Regions from separate parts of the Mus musculus genome. Here regions 1, 2, 4 and 5 are each linked to region 3. Evidence: chromatin loops called from intact Hi-C (ENCODE). Cell type or tissue: left cerebral cortex. All regions are shown on one strand.

The links. A loop is a pair of places that touch in the nucleus more often than their neighbours do. Peaks named below come from ENCODE experiments on the same cell type or tissue, not always from the same donor. Only the 100,000 strongest peaks of a DNase experiment are listed, where the experiment ranks them.
Region 1: it touches region 3 in a loop (7-fold over the local background); 9 of 42 quality-filtered maps call a loop at or near these places.
Region 2: a loop joins it to region 3, with 3 times the contacts of the local background. A loop is called at or near these places in 2 of 42 quality-filtered maps.
Region 4: it touches region 3 in a loop (3-fold over the local background); 7 of 42 quality-filtered maps call a loop at or near these places.
Region 5: it touches region 3 in a loop (4-fold over the local background); 2 of 42 quality-filtered maps call a loop at or near these places.

Annotation. Positions count from the first base shown.
Region 1 is chr2:18,996,412-19,001,411 of GRCm38, reverse strand. It overlaps Pip4k2a (phosphatidylinositol-5-phosphate 4-kinase, type II, alpha), which reads left to right and starts at 3,291. Exons shown (of 10, transcript NM_008845.4): 1 at 3,291-3,560. The coding sequence starts at 3,417. It overlaps 4930426L09Rik (RIKEN cDNA 4930426L09 gene), which reads right to left and starts at 3,093. Exons shown (of 1, transcript NR_024323.1): 1 at 1,608-3,093. In left cerebral cortex, a CTCF peak has its summit at 2,985; DNase peaks (open chromatin) are centred at 3,783, 3,797, 4,327, 4,527 and 1 more place; H3K4me3 peaks cover 2,627 bases; H3K27ac peaks cover 2,248 bases.
Region 2 is chr2:18,043,100-18,048,099 of GRCm38, reverse strand. It overlaps Skida1 (SKI/DACH domain containing 1), which reads left to right. Exons shown (of 1, transcript NM_028317.3): 1 at 1-4,013. The coding sequence ends at 2,490. Among named protein-coding and RNA genes, the nearest start is that of Skida1, 2.8 kb to the left of the region's middle. In left cerebral cortex, no CTCF peak of the experiment used is centred here; DNase peaks (open chromatin) are centred at 513, 1,169, 1,765, 1,942 and 1 more place; H3K4me3 peaks cover 2,563 bases; H3K27ac peaks cover 1,944 bases.
Region 3 is chr2:19,274,478-19,279,477 of GRCm38, reverse strand. The region is part of intron 10 of Armc3 (armadillo repeat containing 3); the gene reads right to left. Among named protein-coding and RNA genes, the nearest start is that of 4930447M23Rik, 67 kb to the left of the region's middle. In left cerebral cortex, CTCF peaks have their summits at 3,008 (motif pointing right) and 4,678 (motif pointing right); a DNase peak (open chromatin) is centred at 3,081; H3K4me3 peaks cover 697 bases; H3K27ac peaks cover 418 bases.
Region 4 is chr2:18,352,648-18,357,647 of GRCm38, reverse strand. The region is part of intron 1 of Dnajc1 (DnaJ heat shock protein family (Hsp40) member C1); the gene reads left to right. Among named protein-coding and RNA genes, the nearest start is that of Dnajc1, 38 kb to the left of the region's middle. In left cerebral cortex, CTCF peaks have their summits at 2,150 (motif pointing left) and 4,832 (motif pointing left); DNase peaks (open chromatin) are centred at 2,153 and 4,845.
Region 5 is chr2:17,420,259-17,425,258 of GRCm38, reverse strand. It overlaps Nebl (nebulette), which reads left to right. Exons shown (of 26, transcript NM_001362722.1): 9 at 625-738. Among named protein-coding and RNA genes, the nearest start is that of Nebl, 40 kb to the left of the region's middle. In left cerebral cortex, a CTCF peak has its summit at 2,162 (motif pointing left); a DNase peak (open chromatin) is centred at 2,139.

The DNA of each region.
Region 1 (5,000 bases), 280 kb after region 3:
GCCTGGCTCCTGTGTCATAGTTTTTGAGCCCTAACTTTTCCCTACAGCAGACTAATCATATTGATAGCAACTCAATGGTAGATTCTTGAAAGTGCAGCCACTATCCAGGAATTCCTAGTCAGCTAGGTAAGCCAGAAGGCTGGCCATAGTTAAATAAAAAAAACCTCCAACTAGCTAGTAAAACTAGGGTTAAACCCCAGACAGAAGGAGTTCATGTATCCTAATTGGAGCCTGCTTAATTGTATTTGTATTCCACGTATTATCTTTTAGCTAGGTGTGACAGTATATTTTCTTTAATAACGGTCTTCCAAGTGTTTTGAATGACCATGTTATAGAACATACCAAGTAAGAGGGAATGGACTTATCTTACAGCTTGCTGTGATTTCTACCTAAAGCAGTCAAAAGGGCCTGGGGCTGTGGCTCAGTTGGTAGATTCCTTGCCTGCCACACACAAAATAGGGGTTTCTGGTACAGACCTATAATCCCATCAATTAGGATGTAGAGGCAGGAGAACCAGGAATTCAAGGCCATCCTTAGCTACATAACAAGTTTGAAGTTGACTTGGGTTACATGAGATCCTATTTCAAATAAAGGAAAGTCACAAATACAACCAAGATAAAATTAAACCAAGAAAGCTGATGATTTCTCCCCGCCTTAGAGAATCCTACGCAGAATTTTCAACTGAAATATTTTTATCAGAAGTGTGGTATATTTAAAGAAAATCAAATCATATGTAGTAATGCACACCTTTAACCCCACCACTCAGAAGGCAGAAGCACATGGACCTGTGACTTCAAGGCTAGCCTCCTCTCCATATAGGGACTTTCAGGCTCTGCAGGGGTGGGGTGGGTGGGGAATCAGAGCATCTACTCCCCCACAGAGTCATTTCTGGTTGGATGCCCGAGTCATTGTAAAACCTTTAACATTGTCGTTTTGATGAAGAGCTTCAAACTGCTTTATGAGAGTGTGCCGAGTTGGTTATAGTAAGAGAAGAAATAAAGTAACAGCTGCAGGAAGCAAAAACAACTCAGCGCCAGGAGCCTTTCAACATCATACATTTTCCTGTTAGTAGTTGTCCTTTGAATAATTCCTTGCTTAGAGAAGGACCTCAGCCTCAGAACCAACAGCAAAAGAGTTCGAAGGCAAATAGATGTGACTCCCTTGACTGTGGAAGCAGCTTGCGAAGTCAATGAGTCAGGATTCAGCAGGATGTTATCAATGTTTCTGATTATACCTTTGTTTTCCCATCCTTGTTTCTGCCCCTCCCAGGAGAGATGGTGACCTCTGGTGCATCTGTGCCCAGGTTTCTCTTTGAAGGGTTGCCTAACAATGCCCAGAGGTGTCCATTTCCTGTTCTTGTAGGCTCACCCAGCTCTTTGCTGTCATTGAATTCAGTTTTTCAGCAAGCCCATTGTCTTGCATTATTAATATACAATTAAGTACATTACAGCTATTGTGAACAAATAAAGAGATACAGAGGCATTGAAGTGGAAGGATTCATTTCAACCAGGAGGAAAGGGTAATTGTTTTCAAGGACAAGGGCTGGTACAGGTTTCTGTGGAGGGGTGATGAAGAGCAATAATCAATGATGATGTGAAGCTCTTGAGTCTGGGTCAATGAGAATTTATTAAATAAATGAACTCCCAACTGGTTAACAACAATATGAATGCTTATTTCCAACACAGGAAGAGAAATGAAACAACTTGTAGGCTGTGTAGGGTGCTGAATTTGGTTGTAGATTCTTGTGAAAGGATGCCTGTGGGCAAGCTATGAAAATTGGTTTAGATAGACTCTTTTCTGAGGTCAGGCGACAGTTTATGAGTTATCAGTAAGATAAAGACTGTACAGCCCCACAGCCCCTCCACCGCCCCCAGACAGGGTTTCATGGATACCTGGCTTGGCTTGAACATACCTACCTACCTGAGGATTATATTGAATTTCTGATCCTCTAGCCTTGCCTCCTGAGGGCCAGGATTACAGGTCTGCAACATTGTGTACTTTTATCTACTGCTGGTTTTGAGTGTAACAAACAATCTATAGCATAGTCCCTAAAGTGACCTTTGTGTCAGGCTATACCTAGTCACACAAATAACATCAGTCTCTGGTTAAATGATTTGGTCAACTAGTGGAACTGTGGGTCAAGTTTATGACTTCTCAGCATTAATTTAGGCTGGTTTTGTTATTATCTTCACCCCCTTTAGCCATTAACAATGGTGATGCTTGGTACCAGAAGAAGCAAGGAATCATTGCGGCGGCGGGGCGGGGGGGGGGGGGGATAGTATTAACAAGTTAGAATGACCAAGGGGATTTTGGGGGCAACCGTGCTGAAAGGTCAAATGAAGAAAAGGAAGGTCCGCACAGGATCTGCTCCCTTTTTGTTCCAGGCGTTACTCTTTGTCTTCTTGAAAGATCTAAGGACTGTAGACTTGCAACAACAAATGCCAGCGTAAGGACGACTAATTTCAGTGTGGGGTGGTAGTGGTGAAAGGCTAAACATTTTCAAATCAGAAGGTGCATGTCCAGAATAAGAGAAGGAAGGGGTGGCCTGCAAAATGATGGGTTCCAAGCAAACGGTCCAGACTGGGGCATGGCTGTCTTGACTAAAGCAGGGGTTTCAGTGAAGAATCCCAGAGTAGGTTGGGAATGACATTCTAGTATCCGATAGCATGGGAAGGCCCAACCAGGATACAAAAGGTTAGGAAGTTCAAGGCGGGGACTCCCTGGCAGACAGTTGACAAAGAGGAGCCAAGGTCCTTTCCCTAGATGCTGGGGAAGCCCGGGGCCCCGAAGAAGCGCTCTGGGTCCCACGAACTCGCCAGCCCTTGGCACGGGAAGCGGAGGTTCCCGGACATTCCTGGCTGCCCCATGCATCTGGGGGCTCCCTCCTCGGAGCTCCCTTGGCTCCGTATCCTTTCCTTGCTCCTCCCCAGGAGCGAGAAAGGCATGCTCACGCGAGTCTCCACACTCCGCAGCAGCCTCCCCAGACGGATCGCGGCCGCCAGGAGAGTGCTCGTCTTAGCACCGGTGGCGGAGCGCACAGAACAGCTTAACGGTCCGGCATCCGCATCCGCACCCGCCCCGCCCGTCGGCGCCGCTGCCCCGCCCGCCTCTGCGTCATGACGCTAGCGCCCAACGCGGAAGCCGCCCGCCGCCTGGACCAGCCGAGGGCTGTGCGCCGAGCCGCGACGGGCGGGAGCCGGCGGGGGCGCGAGGCGAGCGCAGCTGCAGCCTAAGCGGCCGAGCGCGCGGAGCGGGCGGAGCGAGCGCCCAGGACTGAGCGCGGGCGGAGCGGGGCTGGAGCAGGCGCGCAGCGGCGGCCGCCCCGGGGGATGCAGCTGCCTCCCCGGGCTGGCGTGTAGGGAGGGCGGGTCCCCGGCCTCGGCGGCGCGGCGGTGGAGGGGACCGAGACTGCGACCATGGCGACCCCTGGCAACCTGGGGTCCTCCGTCCTGGCGAGCAAGACCAAGACGAAGAAGAAGCACTTCGTGGCTCAGAAAGTGAAGCTGTTCCGGGCCAGCGACCCGCTGCTCAGCGTGCTCATGTGGGGGGTCAACCATTCGGTAAGGCTCCTCTGCGGCGCGCTCCTCTTGCTCCTCGGGCTCAGCCTCCCGGCTCTGCTCCTCCTGCTGCAGCGGTGGCAGGGCGGGGACCTCTAGCCGGCTAGCTCGGTCGGTCCCGGGCCCTCTGGCCACTCGCCTCTTGGGGTACCCCTAACCCCACGACAAGCGTCCATCTCCTGGGTTTCTCCGGCGGCGCTTGCGCTCCCTTTGGAACCCAGGGAGGGTGCAGGATGAGAAGCATTCTCTGTTCTGTGCTTCTGAGCCTCTCCGCGGCTGTCCTGTCCCGCATTCGTCCTCCCGCCGGTCGGTGCTCGCTGTCCGCGAAGTGGGAAGTTTGTGCGGGGACCGACTCTGTCTCAGCTATCAGTCCTGGCGGGGAACCGCTCAGGGCCCAGTCCGAGCGATCGCTCCACTTGTCTGGGACCGATGGGCCCTCCTGCCCTGAGCGGGTGGGCAGGTGAACCTGTCCCTGTCAGGAAGAGTCCGGAGCTTCTCGGAGATAGGACTGGAGTGAATCAGAAGATTTTGGGCGGCAGCTTGAGAGCTTAGCTTTCTTTTTTCCTTTAAAGGCAGTATTGTCAGACTCTAGGAGAATTTTTTTGGGGGGGTGGGGGGTGGGGGTGGGGAAGACGGGCAAAGGAAAAAAAAAAGCAACGTAAATATGGCCCTGGTGCTGAGCGTCTTCTCTTCATCCCTTCCCGCATCGCCCAGCTGCTGTGCCCTTTCCAGACCTCCTGGCGGGGAGTCTTCCTCCCTCCCCCTTGCTTCCTCCCCTCCTTGGGGAGCCAGGCAGAAGTCACAGACTTCTGCAGAAGGATGGCCTTGGTGGTGATAGTCGGAGGGGGTCCCGGCGGTCGCGAGTTCGAGGTGGTCTAGAGTTAATTACATCCATTTTGGAGGTTGTTTAAAAGACTGTCGGGGTGCGCGTTGGGGAGGGTTAGTCTAGCGCACAGCTAGGGATGTAAGGAGGTGCGCGGCTGCAGACTCTGCGGACTGCGGTGTGGGGGGCTGAAACAGCGTCCTGCTGATCTGACAGCGAGAAAACTCCTGCAGCTTTAATCTTCTTAGATGGGCTCAGGAAACGTGATAGGCGCTGTTGGCTGAGCCTTGAAAGTTTCAATGAGCTTGTGAATTTTGACCATGACCTTACCTACTGCAGTCAGCCAGCTTCAGAGAGAGAGCTTGAGCCTGCTGCTCTGCTTTTGTTTTCAGTGGATGCCCAGGTGTCCCTTTCAGCATAATGTAAGTGACAGAAAGCCAGCGTGGTTTTTGCACTCTTAAATTAACAGAGTTGTTTAAAATGGCTCAGTATCTTTTATTTATAGTTTTCCTCCCAAGCAGAGCTGGAGAAAGGTGAAGCAATATGAAGATGATTGTGTTTATCTGGAACGTTTTAAAGAGTTGAGAAATCTATTACTTTACTGCTGGGTCTACTGGGGT
Region 2 (5,000 bases), 1.2 Mb after region 3:
ACGCTCATCTCCCGGGAAGACGTAGAAGCGCTCTACACATCCTGCAAAACCGAGCGTGTGCTCAAGACCAAGCGAAGGAGAGTCGGTCGGGCCCTGGCCACAAAGGCGCCGCCGCCAGAGCGCGCCGCCGCCGCCAGCCCCCGCCCGGCTTTTTGGAAGGACAAGCACCAACTTTGGCGGGGCCTGAGCGGAGCCGCGCGGCCCCTGCCAATCAGCGCGCAGTCCCAGCGTCCGGGCGCCGCCGCCGCGCGCCCCGCCGCCCATCTACCTCAGATTTTTAGCAAATACCCGGGCTCCCACTACCCGGAGATCGTTCGCTCGCCTTGCAAATCCTCTTTAAACTATGAAACTGCCCAGCTCCAGGGAAACTACGTCGCCTTCCACTCGGACCCCGCTTATTTTCGGAGCCTGCTGTGCAGCAAGCACCCGGCTGCAGCCGCCGCCGCCGCCGCCGCCGCTGCTGCTGCCGCCGCCGCCGCCGCCTACTACCAGACTGCCGGGCCTCAGCCCAAGGCGGCGACCGGCGCGGGAGGCCCAGTGAGCCTGACTTACCGCTGCAAGCGCAAGCGCGGGGGCGCCAAGAACTGCCTGCTCCCGCCTCACGCCGGAGCCCGGCGCCTGCTGCTGCTGCCCAGATCCTACAAAGCCAAGGCGGCGGCGGCGGCAGCAGCGGCGGCTGCTGCTGCGGCGGCGGCGGCCGGGGCCACTTGCTTGGAGAGGTTTCATCTGGTCAACAGCTTCTGCCCGCCTCCCCACCACCACCATCACCATCACCACCATCATCATCACCATCACCACCGAGCCCAGCAGCCAACGCCGAGTCACCACCCCTCTCATCACCACCGGCCGCAACCCCATCTAGGAAGCTTTCCCGAGAGTTGTAGCAGCGACTCCGAGTCCAGCTCCTACTCCGACCATGCAGCCAATGACTCGGATTTTGGCTCCAGTTTGTCCAGCTCCAGCAACTCGGTGTCCTCAGAGGAAGAGGAGGAGGAAGGAGAGGAGGAGGAGGAAGAGGAGGAGGAGGAAGAGGGGGGCAGCGGGGCCTCGGATTCCAGTGAAATCAGCTCGGAGGAGGAGGATTCTTCCACCGAGTCAGACTCCAGCTCCGGGTCCAGCCAAGTGTCAGTGCAGAGCATCCGTTTCAGGCGCACCAGCTTCTGCAAGCCTCCCAGCGTGCAGGCGCAGGCCAACTTCTTGTACCATCTGGCCTCCGCCGCCGCTGCAACCAAACCCGCTGCTTTCGAGGATGCCGGCCGACTTCCCGACCTCAAGAGTAGTGTCAAAGCCGAGTCACCAGAGGAGTGGAGTCTGCAGAGCTGGGCTCCCAAAGGGACTCCGGTGTACTGCCCGGCCAGCTTGGGGAGTTGTTTCCCAGAGATAAGAAACGATAGGGTATCTGAGATTACATTCCCACACTCTGAAATATCCAGTACTGTAAAGAGAACTGACCTGACAATTAACTGCCATGCAGAGGGGGCCTCTTCACCTAGCCCAAAGACAAACAATGTATTTCCACAACAAAGAATACTCCGAGAGGCTAGGAAATGCCTACAAGCAACTCCTACTACACACTGTGCAGAAAACAGCACAATAGCTGCTAGGTTCTTAAATAATGATTCGTGTGGAACAACAGCAAATTCAGGAAAAGATTCCAAAATCCCTCATTGTCCTGAATTTGCTACGGATTTACCCTCTCTTCAAAGTGATCCCAGAGTGGATACAGCAACAGCAGCAGCAGCAGCAGCAGCAGCAACTAAAGCTGAGAGTCTCTGCACTGGTACAGGTGACAAGACATTGCCATTTCTGCACAATATTAAAATCAAAGTAGAAGACAGTAGTGCTAATGAAGAATATGAACCTGAGCTTATTACAAATAAGCTAAAGTGGGAGTGCAATGATGCCGAGGGTGAGTTTTACAATATGACTGAGAAGAAGGAGGAGGACGCCTTGGTACCCACAGCCAAGGAAGGTTTTGCATGCCCTGAGAAAGAAACGCCTTCCTTAAATCCACTGGCTCAGAGTCAGGGCCTCTCATGCACTTTAGGATCTCCAAAACCTGAGGATGGGGAATATAAATTTGGTGCCAGGGTGAGAAAAAATTACCGGACACTAGTACTGGGCAAACGACCAGTCCTTCAGACACCTCCAGTCAAACCAAATTTGAAATCAGCTAGAAGCCCTCGTCCTACAGGTAAAACTGAGACACATGAAGGAACACTGGATGACTTTACAGTTTTAAACAGACGCAAAAAGGTAGCCAGCAATGTAGCATCAGCAGTGAAAAGGCCATTTAATTTCATGGCAAATTTTCCTTGTCCACCTTCACTCATTATTGGGAAGGATGGGGATTTGTGGCCAGCGTATTCCTTAAACACCACTAAGGATTCCCAACCTCCTCACAAGGCCCATCCTATATGGAAATGGCAGCTGGGCGGTTCTGCAATACCTCTTCCACCTAGTCACAAATTCAGGAAATTTAATTCATAAAAAAATGTTTTGGAAGATATTTTCTCGAACCATATTACCTTCCTTTTGTTGTAAACTGCACAGGATGGCTTGTACCAAGTCCATTAATGGTGTTACACCCCTTTTGGAGTCCTGGTTTATCGCATTTTGAAGACAAAAATCGGATTACTTTTTTTTCCCATTGCGGGTTGTTTTTTTTTTTTTTTTATGGTGGGGGAGGGGTGGGAGAAGGGTTGGTTTACATACCACAGACTACTTCAGGCTAAAGACTCAAGTAACACTCAGTTATTATGGTAGAGCTGGAACACTTTACTGTTTCAATGGTAATAATGCACCGGTACCTCAATTCAACTGCTACAAATAAATGTCAAAAGGTTGAATAATAAATATCACAATGAGCCATTAAGTTTATGCACTAGATTTCAGACCTGAAAGTGTAACTGGTATTCAGTGAAAGTTTGTTAGGTTACATGGTTACACAATGAGGTAGCAAGAAGTTTCTGTGAGCCCAAATGTAATTTTCTGGAGCTCTTATTTGTGGGGTGTCTTTTTTATTTTTTTTCTAAACCCAGATTCCCTTTCCAATAGTAGTTGCACTTAACTGTTTTTTTGTTTTGTTTTGTTTTGTTTTTTAATGGAAAGATTGGGGGTCTGAGTCCTGATTGGATGCTGATTTAAAAGCTGCCCATTGTGTGAGAAGTAAAAAAATACTTTTTTTTTTTTAACCTTTACAGTCACTCCTTGCAACTGGAAAAGCCCCTTCTGCGCTCTCACCCAAACATTTAAAATAGGATGACTCTTGCTGTGCTCCTGCTTGTCTTCTGATCTGAAGATAACTCTTCAAGCTTTCAAAACAATTAAAACATTTCTCTTAATAGCAGGATGTTTAATGGTCTAACTCATCCTAGTGTCCAAGCAGTAAATACAACCAAGAAAAAGAGTCATAACACCCCAAGTGAAAAATAACTGATTTCAGGGCTTTTTGGTATTAGAACTCAGGCACTTGGATTTTATTACCTTATGCTTTTTTTTTTCTGCATCTCTCTAAACTTCTGTTTCAGGCCATCCTGTGTATAGAACAGGAGAGTTTCTACTGCAAGTGACAATCAGAGGTGACTATCTATATTTGCACTTAAAATCAAAGTAGTTCCACAGGCAAGTGGTCTAGCCCTTGGTGAGGCCATGCTGGTGGACTGTGTTGTAAAGATGAGAGCAGTAAATCAAAATTATGGAAATTTGCACTGTTGAAAAGCATGCTTTAGCTTTATTTTCAATTAAAAACACTGTTTAAAATTCCTGGTTCCATACATTTCTACTTATTCCAGATTGAAGAAGGGTTAACAAGAATGAATGGCTTTGTTGACATTTTCACTTGTAATGTTTTTGCCTGAAAGAAATGCATTTATTGGGTGCAGTGTTTTGTGGTAATACTTTGTGATGAGACCAATCAGGTTCTGGGCACAACACTGGCAAACTTCCTCTCAAATAACAGAAAAACTTTTCAAACTTGTTATAGGCCAACTATTAAAAAGTTTCATATCTAAGAAAGTGAAGCATAAATCAGTTGTTATTTTAACGAAAGTTGTATCTAGTAATTTTTGGGTCACCAAATTATGTATCTTAGATCCTGGTTATCTTTAGTCTAAGAAGTTGCATCTACAGACCATAAATCACAAAGCAAAACAAAACACCACTAAGATGTTTACTGTGTGAATTTAAAGCATTATTTCTCATGGAAATTCAGCTATTTATTTTCCTTAACCTTTTAATTCCTACCCCCCTTTGAAATTTTCCCCTTGACTATAAATGTTTCAGATAGTTCTGGATGGTCTCAGACCTAATTGCTGTGTATTATCTGTGGTTTTCCTCCTGTTGTAAAGGACAGAGGCTGAGAATACCTGCATCCAAATACATTTGGATAGAGTGAACAGATGCTTTGAACTGCCTTCCTTCCTTTTCTTCTTGAATGTTGCCAGATGTAGGCTCACTGGAATTTTTTTTTTTTTTTTTTGAATCACAGATATGGTCAAAGCAACATTGGGGGATGTTATTCTTGAATTCATGTTTGTATATATTTCCAAACGCTAGTCCATAGTCTCAGTTAAAAGTGCCAGAAATCCAAACTGGCTTCTGAGCTCGAATCCATTCCTCTTTGGAAGGCAATGAAGAATTTAGGGACAGTGAGTTGTCTTTATAAAGAAAAACAAAACAAAAAACAAAAGCAAAGCAGTCTGTAAAAAGTATGACACCCACACAGGGGAAGTCTGTAATTTCCATTCTTTAATTAGTGACAAGACAAGAAAGTTCAAGTGCAGAAACTGCTGCATTTGGACGAGGACTTTCCATGGTGGCTACAGACTGTTACCAAATTATAAACTGAGAATCTATTTTAAGTCTACAGATCTTGAGTGTGGAAGATTGTAAGATGGGATAAACACAAAATTAAGACAAATATTCCATAGAATTTTGGGCAAAATATGAGGCTGCAGCTTGGACACTTGGTCCCCAGTCCTCAGAGAATCAGTAGATTC
Region 3 (5,000 bases):
GACACTGAATGCTCTAGTGTGACTAAAAAATTTCAATCCCCAGCTATGTCCCCATCCCTCAATTAGCTCCAGCGCAGGTCCCTGGGGCCTCTCCTAAGACCGACCCTAAGGTCATGATCCTCTTTATCACCCTGTGATATTTTGTTCCACTTATGTATCTGTCACTTTTGAAAATTATCTTTTGAGATGACTGAGGGGTGCTCACTTGTAATACTGATATGTGGGAGGCTGACACAGGAGGACTGGGATAGCCTGGGCTACTGGCCATACCCTGTCTCAAAACTAAAATATAATAGTTTTGTGTTGCTCAGGCTGGAGGAATGCATGTCCCCAGGGACTTTGCCCCTGCTCCATCTCTATCTACAGCTGGAGCCGCGCCTTACACAGAATCAACACAGAAGGAATTGAGGGAAAGTAGTTACAAGATTACCAAAGGACCCTAAGCTTCAAGATGAATTCATAGATAAATAACAGAATGTCATAATGGGGGGGAGCCCCTAGATTCCCTGTCAGATGTCATTTCCAGAGAGAAGAGGTTACTGGAAGGGCCAGAATTCTGCTTGCCATTCTTAGCAGCTCAGAGGTACAAACGAGGGGTCAATTTGCATTCCATCTGTTATTTCCTAGTTGTCAAAGACAAAATTCAGATGTAAGGAAAGCAATCCTGACCATGTGACGTTTAATCCATTCTTTTTATTTTGTTTTGCCTCTTTGCTTGCTTGAAGCCTGGTTTCCCATAGCCCAGGTAAGCCTGCAACTCACTATATAGTCAAAGATGATCTTACACTCCTGATCCTGTCTCCCAGGGGCTGGGATCACAGCCACACCCCCTCATGCCCTGAGGTCTTTGTTTTAAGCATTCCAATGTTTTCAGAGGACAATGTTTTCAGAGCCCATCTCTACCTTCCAAGGAGAGCAAACATAGAGTCTGTTTGCTTAGCTTGCTTTTTTTTTTTTTTTTCCGCTTGCTTTTTTGTTGTTCAAGAAATGAAAAATGAGGAGAGGCTGAGAAGATTGGAGGAAAGGAGAGATGAGAGAGAGAGAGAGAGAGAGAGAGAGAGAGAGAGAGAGAGAGAGAGAGGAGTCTGGGATTAAAGACACAGATTAACTTCTTTGGAGAGAGCAAGAGCCTCCCGCACTTGCTGAGCAACTGGTAAGTGGGAGGGTGAGTGGCCAGGGTGGAGAGAAGTAACTAACTCTCAGAGATACTCTTAGTATCTCTGATACGGGCTGCACAGAGATACAGGGACATAGGACGGGCTGTTGTCCCAAGGTGCCTCAGTGTCCTGCCTACCTCTGGTAACCTGGGGAAGTAACATGCATCTACTTGCTCACGTGTAAAGGAACAAATGCACACAACAATGACAAGGACATTTCTCCACACGGAAGACTGCTGTAGGATCTGAAGCTACACTCTACTGGGGTACTTAGCTAAGTGTTTACCCATAACTGCCAGCTACCAGCAACGGCAGAATCTACCACGGGGAAATATGACCGTATTCCGCCATTCGTATGTGTGTGGGAAATCATCCTTTTCAGACCACCTTCCAGCCAAACAGCTGATATAAACTTGCAGGGTCAGAGTGGAGGCAGCTTCTTCAGAGATCGGATCTGAGCCTTTCCGTGTAGCTACAAATAATGAGCAATAAGGGCCTATTCCCAAGTGAAGGAAAAAGATGTAGGGGATGATTAATAATAATATGAAAAGTCAAGGGTGGATACAAAGTAATGTATAGGTTTAAACAGGCTTCAAATTAAAAGAGAAATAATGTGAGGATATCCAATCGGTTTGATAATTTCCTGTGAAAATCAGTAATGCCGGGAAGCAGACAGTACTAGCAACTTTAAAATGTTATGCAAATATCAGCCCCGCTCTGTAGGTAATAAAGGCAGCACAGATAATTTTCTAATTGAACATTTTATGAGATTCACCGAGCCTCAGAAAACTGGTAGTTAATCAAATTCAAAGTGTTTGTCGAGGTCTGGCAAGCATCAGCTGACACAGAGTAGGGATGGGGAATCAGGTGGTTTTATTGAAAACTCAGGTTTTCATTCTGAGTGCTTTTTAACTTCAGTATGACTCCCACTCCACCCCACCTCACCCCACCCCACCCCCAGCCCAATAAAAGCAAAGACAGGACACGATTCTTCTACGCAAACAGGAAGAGAGGCACTATGGGTGGATATAACAAACGGCCACTCAGTAAATTTGGATGGAAGGAATGAGGTATCCTCATAAGGATACAATGAGGACTCTTTTCTTTTGTCATTGTAATACAAAGCACTTTTATCACTTTGTCCATTGCAAATGTGTGTGCGCACCACGGCTTCTGTGTGCAGCTCAGAGGGCAACCTCTGACAGTCAGATCTTTCCACTGTGTGGGTAGGACTTGAGACTCGAACTCAGGCTTAGTGACAAGGGCCATTACCCACTGTCCAATCTCCAAGGCTCTCAAAGGACTTTTAAAGTCCCAAGCGCTTTGAAATTATTATCCTTAGTTTTTTGTTTTTGTTTTTTTAAAATGACGATCCTTTAAACAAAAGCAGCCTTCCTAAGGCAGCAATGTTATGTTGCCTCTCACTTTTATTGGGAGACTTCCAAGCTTCTAAAATTTTACAATGAATTTAAACAAAAATTAAATAATCTTTTCTATTGCCATGGGATGCATCTATTGCTCAAACGTGCTGCGTTTGTCCCTGTGATAACACAGCGAAGCAAATATTCAGTCACTGGTGGAGGAAAAAAAAATAAGAGGTGTCAAAACATTTTGAAACGACTGCACCTCAAAAAGGGACAAAGACAGACACAAACATCTGCTAACCGTGTATTTAGCAGTAGAATACTATCACAGTAAAATGCTTTCCAGATCACAATCTTTTAATAATGTTCCAAAAATATTATTTTAGGCTCACCAGAGTGTTTCAAATTAAATTAGTGTGTGTTTCATTAAAACACAGAGCGCTCGGTCCATTTTTGCCCCTCCCCCAACTCTCTCCTGAGGCGCCACTAGGGGGCAGTATGAAGACGCGGTTCTTGCCGCTGTGGGTGAAGGGAAATCGCTCAGAAAACCATTTTCTTAAGAAAAACCCGACGCGACAAAGACAATAACTGCGTGGCTTAGGCTTTAGGTCCGACCCATACATCAAGCCTATGTGCTGAGTTTGCGTCTTTCGTGGGTCGTTTCTCAGTGCAATGTTTCTTTAAGGGTTTTGAGACCCGAGATTACTTATCCTAAGTGAATCTGAGTGCTAGGGAGCCCTGGGTCTAGACAGAGTGGTAATTTTTCCTTAAAGGACTGTAGTAAACAACCGCAGCCATCTCGGAGGGTGTGTGGCGTCCCTTCCTGCAAGATATGACGGGGAGAAGGGAAGAATTGGCGTTTGGCCACTTTTAACAGATGTGTGTTGTTGTGTTCCTGTCTTCAAAATAAGTGGTCATCACTCACTCTGTTACAGCCAGCATTCTACAAGAAAATATGGCGACTCTACAGATCATCAGCCCCACATCTACAAGTTAAAAGGTATACAACGAAGTGGTAAAATAAATAAACACAGCATATTATGTTACCAGCCCCACGCCCAGCTTTATTTATTCGGGTGGTGATTTTTTTAAAGCATGAACACACACACACACACACACACACACACACACACACACACACACACACACTTTCTGCACTGGCATAGATAATACCCACTTCAGCTCAGACCATTCCTGGCTATGTGACAGGACCTGAGTCCTGGTTTTTCTCAAGGCATGCTATATACTCTTTCAATAGTATATAAAAATCTATCCTGAGGATGTATTTAAATTTTCCCCCACATATTATATATGGTTTTCTTAGACATGATAATCAACAAATAAATTTTGTAGACGTTAAAGTGATAGTATCTGTCTTCCTTCAGCTTTATTTAAAGGGGAGAAATTTTCTTTGTTTCTAGAGAAATTTTAATACCAATACTACTAAATGATCAGTCAGTCATTCATATTGACAGAGATATAGAGTCAAAGAGAGTCAAAAGTTAACAAAGCACTCAGGCACATCCGTGTAAGGCTCTCTGTCTCTGCACAGAGCCCCTTAATCATCATCAGTGTTTGTGCTCCTGGCCGCAGGTCACACAAAAGTAGAGAAGTCCCTGGAGACTTGTCTCTGCTATTTCGAAGGCTTAAGGTAGCCCAACAATTAATCGATGTATTTTTAAGTGGCCAGTTATATATGCTACAATTCAGAACTTTCTTGGGTTGCTACTTTTGTGGGAGTTGAGAAGCTATACAAAAGAACTGCAAATTCCACAGGAAAATGGGGAGAAGGGGGTCTTTAAAACTCTAGGGTCTTTAAAGCTATCTTCATGGAGCTAAGGTAAGATGGCTATGAAGAATCAGGGTCCATATAGTTGAACACAGTTGTTTGTGAAGAGTTTAACCTTAGTTACAAGTTTCCACTTTTTTGTAAGTATAAAATGATTATAGTTGTTGTTTTCAATATTTATTCATTGGTATTTACTAAAATTGTATCTTTAAAAGAGATCCTTTTAAAAAAGCCTGGTCTGCATCTATATTCATCTTCAAATCTTGTCTGGTTTTTCAGTGAGTAAATTTAGTTATTAGTGCAAAGGATTACTGAATTCTTTCCATTTTGGGGGCAACTTTGAATCTAATTCTGGTCAGATCCAACAGATGGCAGTGATGTTATAAACTGTTTAAAATACTCTCATTGCATGTAGGATCGACTACTCAGAAGGATGTCAACCGCAAATCATTTGCTCCATACTTGTATAAATTATTTAAGAATTTGGAATGATTAATTGGGCAGAAAAGTACACAGTAAATAAAACATGAAATTCAACTGGAGATATTTCCTACATTCACAAATTAAATGGCTTCTCCTTTCCAAAAAGCATTATACACAGAGAACTGTCCAGTATATTACCAGCATAGTAAGGAAGGAGCGCTGCCCGAAATTAGCCGAGGGGGCTACCTATTCATGACTGCCTATTTT
Region 4 (5,000 bases), 920 kb after region 3:
ACTTCCTTGCATTCTGCATTCACATTTTCAAAAGCTGAAGACTCAATTAGTGCCTTTCTTATTAATGGATCCAATATATTTCTTCCTACAGCTGAAGTCAATCTTTGCAAAATGTCAGTGAATGTTTTTTTTAGACCTTGCATGACCTGAGAAAATGGTTTAAGTCCTTTCCCTGTTTCTTCTACCTTGTCCCAGGCATTTAAGTCTGCCAAGCAGCATAATGTCAAGGTTTCTTCATCATATTTGATTTGCATCTCTATCTCAGCAAAACGACCAAAATCACTAAGCAGTTGATGTTTAGAAAATTGATACCTCTGACTTTATTTTGTTGTGCTATCTATCTATCTCCTTAGCCTCTTTTCTCTACCATGAGAACTACTGTAAATATGATCCAGGTTCTAATATTGCTTTTCTCATATCTTTCCCATCCTTGGGGGTTATTTTTATTTTTGATAGCCTAAGAAGTCAGGACTTGTTTTACAAATGGTAAATGTATTCCAAAATTAGTGAAATTTTCCTTAATTTTTTTAGCTGTAAAATATCTATGGATTGCCATTTAAATGGAATATTATTGTCTGTTAGTCTCTGTTGTATATTATCCGGATAAACTAAAATTTGCTTTTTAATAATCTTTGGTTGGTTTTTTCTAATTTTATCTTCTGTCTCTACCTGAGTATTTTCCTTGATTAATATATTGTTTCTCTCTTAAGGGCTGTGCCAATATTTCCTATCTCTCCAGTGCTTGTTTCTCTGTCATCCTGGCATTTTCTTCATTATAGTAACCTCTTCTTCAAAGCCTGCTCCCATGTCTTACATTTTTCCTTTTGCTGTTTGTTCTTTTTGTTCCATAAGTTCTTGTATCCTCTCTTCAGAGCTCTGCTTCCATATTTTATTTTACTTTGTATTGCAATTCTGATATTCTAATGTTTATTTTGATCAATTAATTTTAATAAAATATCCTCCAGGCCTTGCTTCCAAATATCATTATTTTCTCTCTACTGTTCAGTCTGATCTGTAAAATTCTGCATCTTTTGTTCTAGCATCTTTTCCAGCTCCTGTCTCTAACATTCATTTTCCTCGCTCTGTTGCTTATCGCATGAGCGATAAATTCCAGTACCTTTTGTTCCAGTGTTTCCTCTAGGCTGTATTGTCAAGTCTTAAATTTCTCTCTCTGTTCTTCATTCTTTTCTATAAATTCCTGTATCTTCTATTCTAAGCCCTGCTTCCATAATTTTTATTTTTCTTTATGTTGTAATTCTGATATTGTAACATCTTATTTATTTTGATTTATTAACTTTATTAAGTTATCCTCTGGGCTTTGCTTCCAAATATTATTGCTATCTCTCTGTTACTAAGTTTGATCTATGAAATTCTGAATTTTTTGTACTATAGTCTTTTTCTAGCTCCTGTTGCCAATTTTCAGCCCATTTCTCTTCCTGTCTTCATACTCGGGTTTATAATTTTCTGAATTCTCTCTATTGCCTTACCACTTTCATAAAATCTTTACATCCCTTTTCTAAAGCTAGTGAATTTCTTTTAGGGACTTGTTTTTTTGTGAAGACATAGAAAATGAAGATGGTTATTAGGATAAAACTGAAACTTAAGATTGTAATAATGATAACTGGCAAGTTGTCAGTTGCCTTTAAATCTATCCCTTTCAAACTGTTCAAAATAGCATCACATAAAATCTAGAATGTATTTGTCTTAGTTAGGGTTTCATTGCTGTGAAGAGACACCATGACCAAGACAACTCTTGTAAGGACAACATTGAATTGGGGTTGCCTTACAGGTTCTGAGGTTCAGTCCGTTCTTATCAAGGCAGGAAGCATGGCAGCATCCAGGCAGGCATGGCAGTGGAGGAGCTGAGTATTCTACATCTTCATCAAAGGAAGCCAGGAACAGACTGTCTCCCAGGCAGCTAGGAGAAGGGTCTTAAAGTCTACCCCTACAGTGAAACATTTCTTCCCACAAGGCTACACCTCCTCCAACAAGATCACACATTCTAATAGTGCCACTCTCTGGGCCAAATATTCAAACCACCACAGTATTTTTTATTTGTCACCTTTAGATGTCTTTTTTTTCCCCAGAATTATCAATTTATAGTTCTTATTACCTGATCCAGAGCTTCTTGTACCTTTGTCTCCCTCTGGTGTTTGATTCAGGACATTCCAGTCCTTTCTGATTCTTCTATTCATAGGTAGGGGCTGACTAGAAAAACTGAGGTGTCTGTGCTTCTGAGCTATTGCTGTTTTTTATTTGGGGTTTCTGGGTTTTTTTGTTTTTGTTTTTTGTTTTTGTCTAGAATGCAACCTGCAGTACAAGCTGTCTGGAGAGCAGGTCTGGCTGTCCTGTTTAAACATGTGCCTGTGAGAAGGCTTTGAAAAGTTAGCAGCCATTTTTCAGCTGCTGATCTTCAGCTGTGTATCAAGTAGCCATGACCCCAGCGTCTGTGGTCCTTTTCTGGGGCGAAGGGAACTCCAACTGTGTTGTGACATTGGTGCCCCCTAACATCCCAGCTCGGTGCTGGTATGCTGCCTTTTGTTTGGGGTATGTGCAGGGGTGTATAGCTCTCTGTACACCCTGAGACCCACTCAGCATTTGCTTTTGACCTTGCTGCAGCTTTAGAACACAGCTCTGGTTGTTTATATTTGAGGGTCGGGGTGGGGTGAACTTTTATCTCAGGTTAGTTTAGTTCTAAGCCCCACGTTGGGCGACAATTTGTTGGTGGATTTTCCAGTCCTAATAAGCCAGTGTAAAAGACACACAATCCAGATATTTTAATTATAAGCCATATGCCTAGATTGGGCAGATCTAAGACTATCCTAACTTATTCCCCAGCTGTGAGGACCCTTGTTACTTTCTTTTTCTCCTGGCCATGTGGTTCTAGTCCATGCTGGCTTCCTCCTCCACTGTCTTCTTCTTGTCCCTCTCTCTCTACCTGTAATTCCCTCTCGGGCCTCCAGTCTCACCATTTTCTCCACTGCCCAATCACAGTCTCTAACCTTTTATTGACCAGTTAAATTGGGGAGAAGTTTCACGATGACATCACTTGAGTACATAATGGTCTGCTCGTTGGGGACAACCACCTCTTGTGGAACCAGTATTAGCATAGAATACAAGCAACATCAGGCCAGCCTACTACAGAAAAAGTATATATTTGCTTATGTGTGAATGTTAGCTGTTAGGTTTTAGATAACAGGCTGTAATCTGTATAACCACAGAGGTTAAGTATAGACTAAGGGACTACTGGGGAGGGAAGAATCTCTCTAGGAGGGAGAAATAGAATAATAGTTTTCTGTGGACAGGGGCATGGGTAACTGTAACAGGAGAACCAAATGGGGAGGGTGAGGGAAGAGGTAGGGTAAAGGATGAAATATGGGAAGGGATAGTTAGAACTAAGGGCCATTTAGGGGTTATATAGAAACCTACTACAATAGAAGGGGCTTTAAATATATACATGTATGAAAGAAATCTAAATTGGAATTACCAAATAACAAAGGAGGCAAAGCCCCAACTAGGCATCTCTGTCTACAAAATGAAACTTTCAGTGTTGAAAATTGGTTATATCTAATTGAGTTGTTGGATACAGAGGCATCATTGAAACCCCCAAATAACCCAAGTTATTGCCAAGGCTATTGGTTGTTTTCAAACATTGATGGCAATGTCCTCTTGTTGAAGATACACCTACATAACTTACTGAATATGGAGAAGTTGGGCTGGTCCCTACCTAGAACTGACTAATGTTCACAGTATTGAAAATTACTCTGCACATTACCAGAGGAGAAAGTTAAAACCAACCCAGATACAAACACTGTGATCTACAATGATGATGATCTGCCTACAGGATACACTGATGCAATAATGGCACAGAAGTTGTGGGACCACTCTCTGCTTGAAACTAAAGTGTATTACATAAGATGGAACCCATTCCCACCCTGCTCTAGTGGCCAATTAACCTGGGACTAGATAGGTTATGGACCCAGGGGAAACCAAATAGTACTGTTCTGCTAAAGGAACATAGCAGTACAAAGACTCCTAACGACATTCTACTGTACTCATAGATTAGTATTTTGTTCAGCCATCATCAGAGATTCTATCCAGTTTATAGACTGTGACAGCATGCACAGAGCCTGACAGGGGAAGTGGACACAAGCCTTCATCCTTAACCCAGAAGCTATCTGTAGTTGATTCCTCTCACAAAGGAAGGAAAAATTGGTTTTCAACAAGGGAGGAGTCTCACAGGGTTTTTGAACCATACTTCAGGGCAGACCCCATCCCAGCATTAAAGCCAACAGAAAAAGCCATAATGCTATTTTTTGAGGGTTTTGTTTGTTGTTTCACAATGCTTTGTGTGGAATATTTTTTCTTCTTCAAATCTTTTACATATATTTCTGATGGGGTGTGTGTCCTTTTTGTGTGAAATGTGTGTGTTTCATTGACCATATGTGTTTCTTGTGTTTTTTCTTGGCTCCCCCGATGCACCTAACCTCTGAACTCCTATTTATTTTCTCCTATTCTGGTTTGTTTGTTTTTATTTTATCTTACTATTTTTTTTAGATGCGTGTCTGTACTCTACTGAGAGAGAAAGTGTGTGGGTTTTGGTTGGTGGGGAAGTATGGGGAGGATCTGGGAGGAGTTGGAGGAGAGGAAACCGATAAACAGAGTTTATTGTATGAAAAAAAGTCTATTTTGAATTAAAAAAACTGTAGTCATCTTAGACATGAAGCACTACATATCATTTTGATTTGCGCTTTCTAGTGACTGATTTTGCATTGTCTCAATTCTACTGAGTCCACTGTGCTGCCAGTATGTGAATGAGTATGGGGCCATCTACTGGAGTGCAGGGATGCTCTCAGGGAAGTATCCCTTATGAAAACTGGCTTTCCTTTCCCAGCAGGCATCAGTTCTTAATAGGAGGACTTCATGGCCCCTCCCTCAAATATACTGGTTTGTTTTAACTTGATCTAGCACAGGTCTTGTGCATACAGTAAAAACTAATG
Region 5 (5,000 bases), 1.9 Mb after region 3:
AATTGAGAAGTTAAAGCAAGACAAAAATCAAAATCAAAAACCAAACCAAACCAAAACAAAAAACCCTAAAAATTCCAGGAAGCAGATGTAGAACATTGTAGAAAATATATTTTCTAAAAATTAGATTATAAGCAATAGAGATATGGATGTTGCCAAAAACACGGTTTTAAAAGGGAATCTTTGAACAAATTATATGTGGATATCTGTATTTGGGATAATTCCCCCAGGAAAACCCATTCAATTTTTGGTTCCAAGGACACATTTCGTAAGTGAGTCAGACCTTAAGAAGTGTGTGCTCTCAGTTTGAACTGATCCTGGGTTACAGGGATACAGAAATGGAAACTGACCTGTAAATTTTTTTTATATTATAAATGCATAATTCTCATGAGTGGAGAATTTGAGCTCATGCCTAATGACATTCATGACCAATATTCAAGCAGCTTATTAAAAATTTCTAAATGCCTCATTAAGCTTTATGGAAGGGGATGAATATCAGGAATTTAAATTCTGCAATGATTCATTTGAAAGGTAGCTTTTACTTGATCTCTTTTTAAAAAACCCAATTTCTTGCTTTTCCACTAAAATATGTGATTTCATTTAGTTTGTCCTTTTTCTTTATGATAGGTTAAATATAAAGAAAAATTTGATAATGAAATGAAGGAAAAAAGCCACCATTACAACCCTCTGGGAAGTGCGTTTTTTAGGCAACACCAGTTCGCTGCTGTCCTGGCCAGTGATGTAAGTTATAATCTACAGAAATTACTTTCAATATGTTTAGAGTCTTGTTTTCCTAAAACTAACTGTGTTGTAATTACTGATATTTAATCAAGATCATGTAATTTCCAAGTAATTTGTAGTTGAAAACACTGGAGCATATTTTCCTGAAGCTTTTTTTTTTTTCTAGAAAAGTATATTATTATAATTTGCTATTAATGGTTACTGATTACTAATTAGTTAATAAGTAGGAACAGTGGTATGAATAAAATTATTGTGTCTGATCAAGAGTAGAATAGATTATAGAGTTTTTCAGGAAAGAAATGTATATTATCACAAATTAGTAGGTAGGACAACAATTAACTCATAATTATGCCCACAGAATTGGTTTATTATAAAGTACTACCTGATACATGGGGTTCATCAAAAAGAAATTGTCATGAATTGTGCTGCTAAAGGTTTAAACTTCTTTCAATTTTATTATGCTAAATGCTATCTTTGTAGATTTATTTTCATGTTTTTAAAATTAAGAAGGATTTATTGGGTAAGAAATGAAGTTCAGAATTTTTGCTAGGAGGAGGTATTGTCCAAAACTAGAAACAATGTCAAATCATTTTTTTTAAAGGTTCATTTAATATGTGTACAGACCCTTTCTCATCAGAAGAACTGAGTATCATGAAAAGGTTCTCAGCCTCTTCATCTTTATAGGTGACACTGGCTTTACTTTTCTTTCATTAATGTGTAGAAGGTATTTATGCTCAATAACAAGTCTTGGTTTGTGTCTGGAAGATAAAGGGAGCACGTTTGTCTTTCAGAACCTCTGGGGATATCATAATCTTTCTTTTCCTGGCTGATAATTTTTGAGTGTGTGCAGACAAAGATGTGGGTAGAGATGAGCTAATCTTAAAAAAATCTAGAATTGAGCCTTAAATGCTCAAGGCTGAGTGAGAATCAGGCTGCCTGGATGTGATCCTGTTCAGCCACTTCCTGTTATTCCTTCAATCTTTCTGTACCTCAGTTTTCTCATCTGTCAAATAGGAATAAATTAAAATAATTAGGGTGCTTTACATATATTAAGTGTTTTTAAAAAAGTGTTGGGCATACAGATACTGCTTAATGAACTTGATACTAATATTTTGTTCTTACTACTGGTATTAAATTCCAAAGCAGTTAGGAAAAAAAAAAAAAAAAGATTTACATAGAATGCAAAGCAGCTAAAGCTTAAATTCCAGCAAAGTAAAACTGAAATAATTCTATAGCAGCATATAAAGAATGAAGCAAGGCTTCTTGTTCTCTAAAAGTGGAGTTTCTACTATAATTACTGAAAGTGTGTTAACACCACCGTTTTGGAATATATAAACAGTAAAAGAAATTTAAATGTTTTCAAGTCTGTAAGTAACCATTTGACTCATTCAGTAGTGAATCAGCACCATCTAGTGGCTGCTTGTAAATCCTGTCACTACCACTCATCAGGACCTTGTATTGGGGGGAAAAAGAATGAGTGAATCCATTAATGTAATCCACTATATAAACAAACCCAAAGGGGACAAAAAATCACATGACCATCTCATTAGATGCTGAAAAAGCATTTGACAAAATACATCACCTCTTCATGTTAAACATATTGGACAGATCAGGAATTCAAGAGCCATACCTAAACATAATAAAAACAATATACAGCAAACCAACTGCCAATATCAAATTAAATGGATAGAATCTTGAAGCAATCTCACCAAAATCAGAGACAAGACAAGGATGCCAACTCTCTCCGTATCTATTCAATATAGTACTCAAAGTTCTAGCTAGAACAATAATACAACAAAAGGAGATCAAGGGGATACAATTTGGAAAAGAAGAAGTCAAGGTATCACTGTTTGTGGATGATATGATAGTATACATAAGCGACCCAAAACATTCTACCAGAGAACATTTGATCAACAACTTCAGCAAAGTGGCTGGATATAAAATAAACTCAAACAAATCAATAACCTTCCTTTATACAAATGATAAGTGGGCTGAGAAAGAAATTAGGGAAACAACACCCTTCACAAAATTCGCAAATAACATAAAATATCTTGGGGGTAACTCTAACCAAACAAGTGAAAGATCTGTATGACAAGAACTTCAAGTCTCTCAAAAAACAAATAGAAGACCTCAGAAAATGGAGAGATCTCCCATGATCGTGGGTTGGTAGGATTAACATAGTGAAAATGGCCATCCTACCAAAAGCAATCTACAGATTCAATGCAATCCTCATCAAAATTCCAACACAATTCTTCACAGACATGGAAAGAGCAATTCTCAAATCCATCTGGAAAACCAAAAAACAAACAAACAAACAAACAAACAAAAAAAAAACAAAAAAACAAAACAAAACAAAACAAAAAAAAAACCCAAACCAAACCAAACCAAACCAAACCAAAACCAAAAACAAAAAACCTAGGCTAACAAAAACAATTCTTAGCAATAAAGAACTTCTTGGAGAATCACCATCCTTGTCCTCAAACTGTACTACCAAGCAATAGTGATAAATTGGTACAGAGACAGACAGGTAGATCAATGGAAGAAAATTGAAGACCCACAAACAAACCCACAAATTTATGGACACTTGATCTTTGACAAAAAAGGTAAAAATAAACATTGGAAAAAGAGAGCATCTTCAATAAATGGTGCTGGTCTAACTGGTAGTCTGTATGTAGAAAAATGGAAATAGATCCATATTTGTCACCTTGCACAAAGCTCAAGGCCAAGTGGATCAAGGACCTCAACATAAAACAGATACACTGAATGTAACAGAAGAGAAAGTGGGAAAGAACCTTGAACTCATTGTTATGGAGGGAAATTTCCTAAACAGAATTCCAATGGCTCAGGCTCCAAGATCAACAATTGATGAACAGGACTTCATGAAACTGAAAAGTTTCTCTAAGACAAAAGACACCGTCAATAGGACAAATCAGCAACCTACAGATTGGGAAAAACAAAACAAAACAAAACTTCACTAACCCCACATCTGACAGAGGGCTAAGAAACCAAAATATATAAAGAATTCAATAAGCTAATCTCCAAAACCAAACAAGCCAATAAAAAAATTGGGGTATATAACTAAACTGAGAACTCACAACAGAGGAATCTCAAATGGCCAAGAAGCACTTAAAGATCTCCACATCAGATACACCGAATATAATAAAAGAGAAAGTGGGGAAAAGCCTTGAACACATGAGCACAAGGGGAAAGTTCCTGAAAAGAACACCAATAGCTTATGCTCTAAGATCAAGAATCAACAAATGGGACATCATAAAATTACAAAGCTTCAGTAAGGCAAAGGACACTGTCAATAGGACAAAACAACAATCTACAGATTGGGGAAAGATCTTTACCAATTCTAAATCTGATAGAAGGCTAATATCCAATATATACAAAGAACTCAAGAAGTTAGACTCCAGAGAACCAAATAACCCTATTAAAAATGGGGTACAGAGATAAACAAAGAATTCTCAACTGAAGAAACTCGAAGGGTTGAGGAGCACTTAAAGAAATCTTCAACATCCTTATCCACCAGGGAAATGCAAATCAAAACAACCCTAAGATTCCATTTCACACCAGTCAGAATGGCTAAGATCAAAAATTCAGGTGACAGCAGATGCTGGTGAGGATGTGGAGAAAAAAGAACACTCCTCCATTGCTGGTGGGATTGGAAGCTGTTACAACCACTCTGGAAATCAGTCTGGCGGTTCCTCAGAAAATTAGACATAGTACTACTGGAGGATCCAGCATTTCCTCTCCTGGGCATATACCCAGAAGATGCTCCATCATGTAATAAGGACACATGTACCACTATGTTCATAGCAGCCATATTTATAATAGCCAGAAGCTGAAAACAACCCAGATGTCTCTCAACAGAGGAATGGATACAGAAAATGTGGTACATTTGCACAATGGAGTACTACTCAGCTATTAAAAGCAATGAATTCATGAAATTTTTAGGCAAAGGGATGGAACTTGAAAATATCATCCTGAGTGAGGTAACTCAGTAACAAAAGAACACACACAGTATGCACTCACTGATAAGTGGACTTTAGCCCAAAAGCTTGGAATACCCAAAATTCAATTCACAGATCATATGAAGCCAAGAAGAAGGAAGACCAAAGTGTAGATGCTTCAGTGCTTCTTAGAAGGGGAAATACTCATGGGGGAAATATGGAGACGAAGTGTGGAGCAGAGACTGAAGGAAAGGCCATCCAGAGACTGCCCCACTTGGGGATCCATCCCATACACAGTCACCAAAC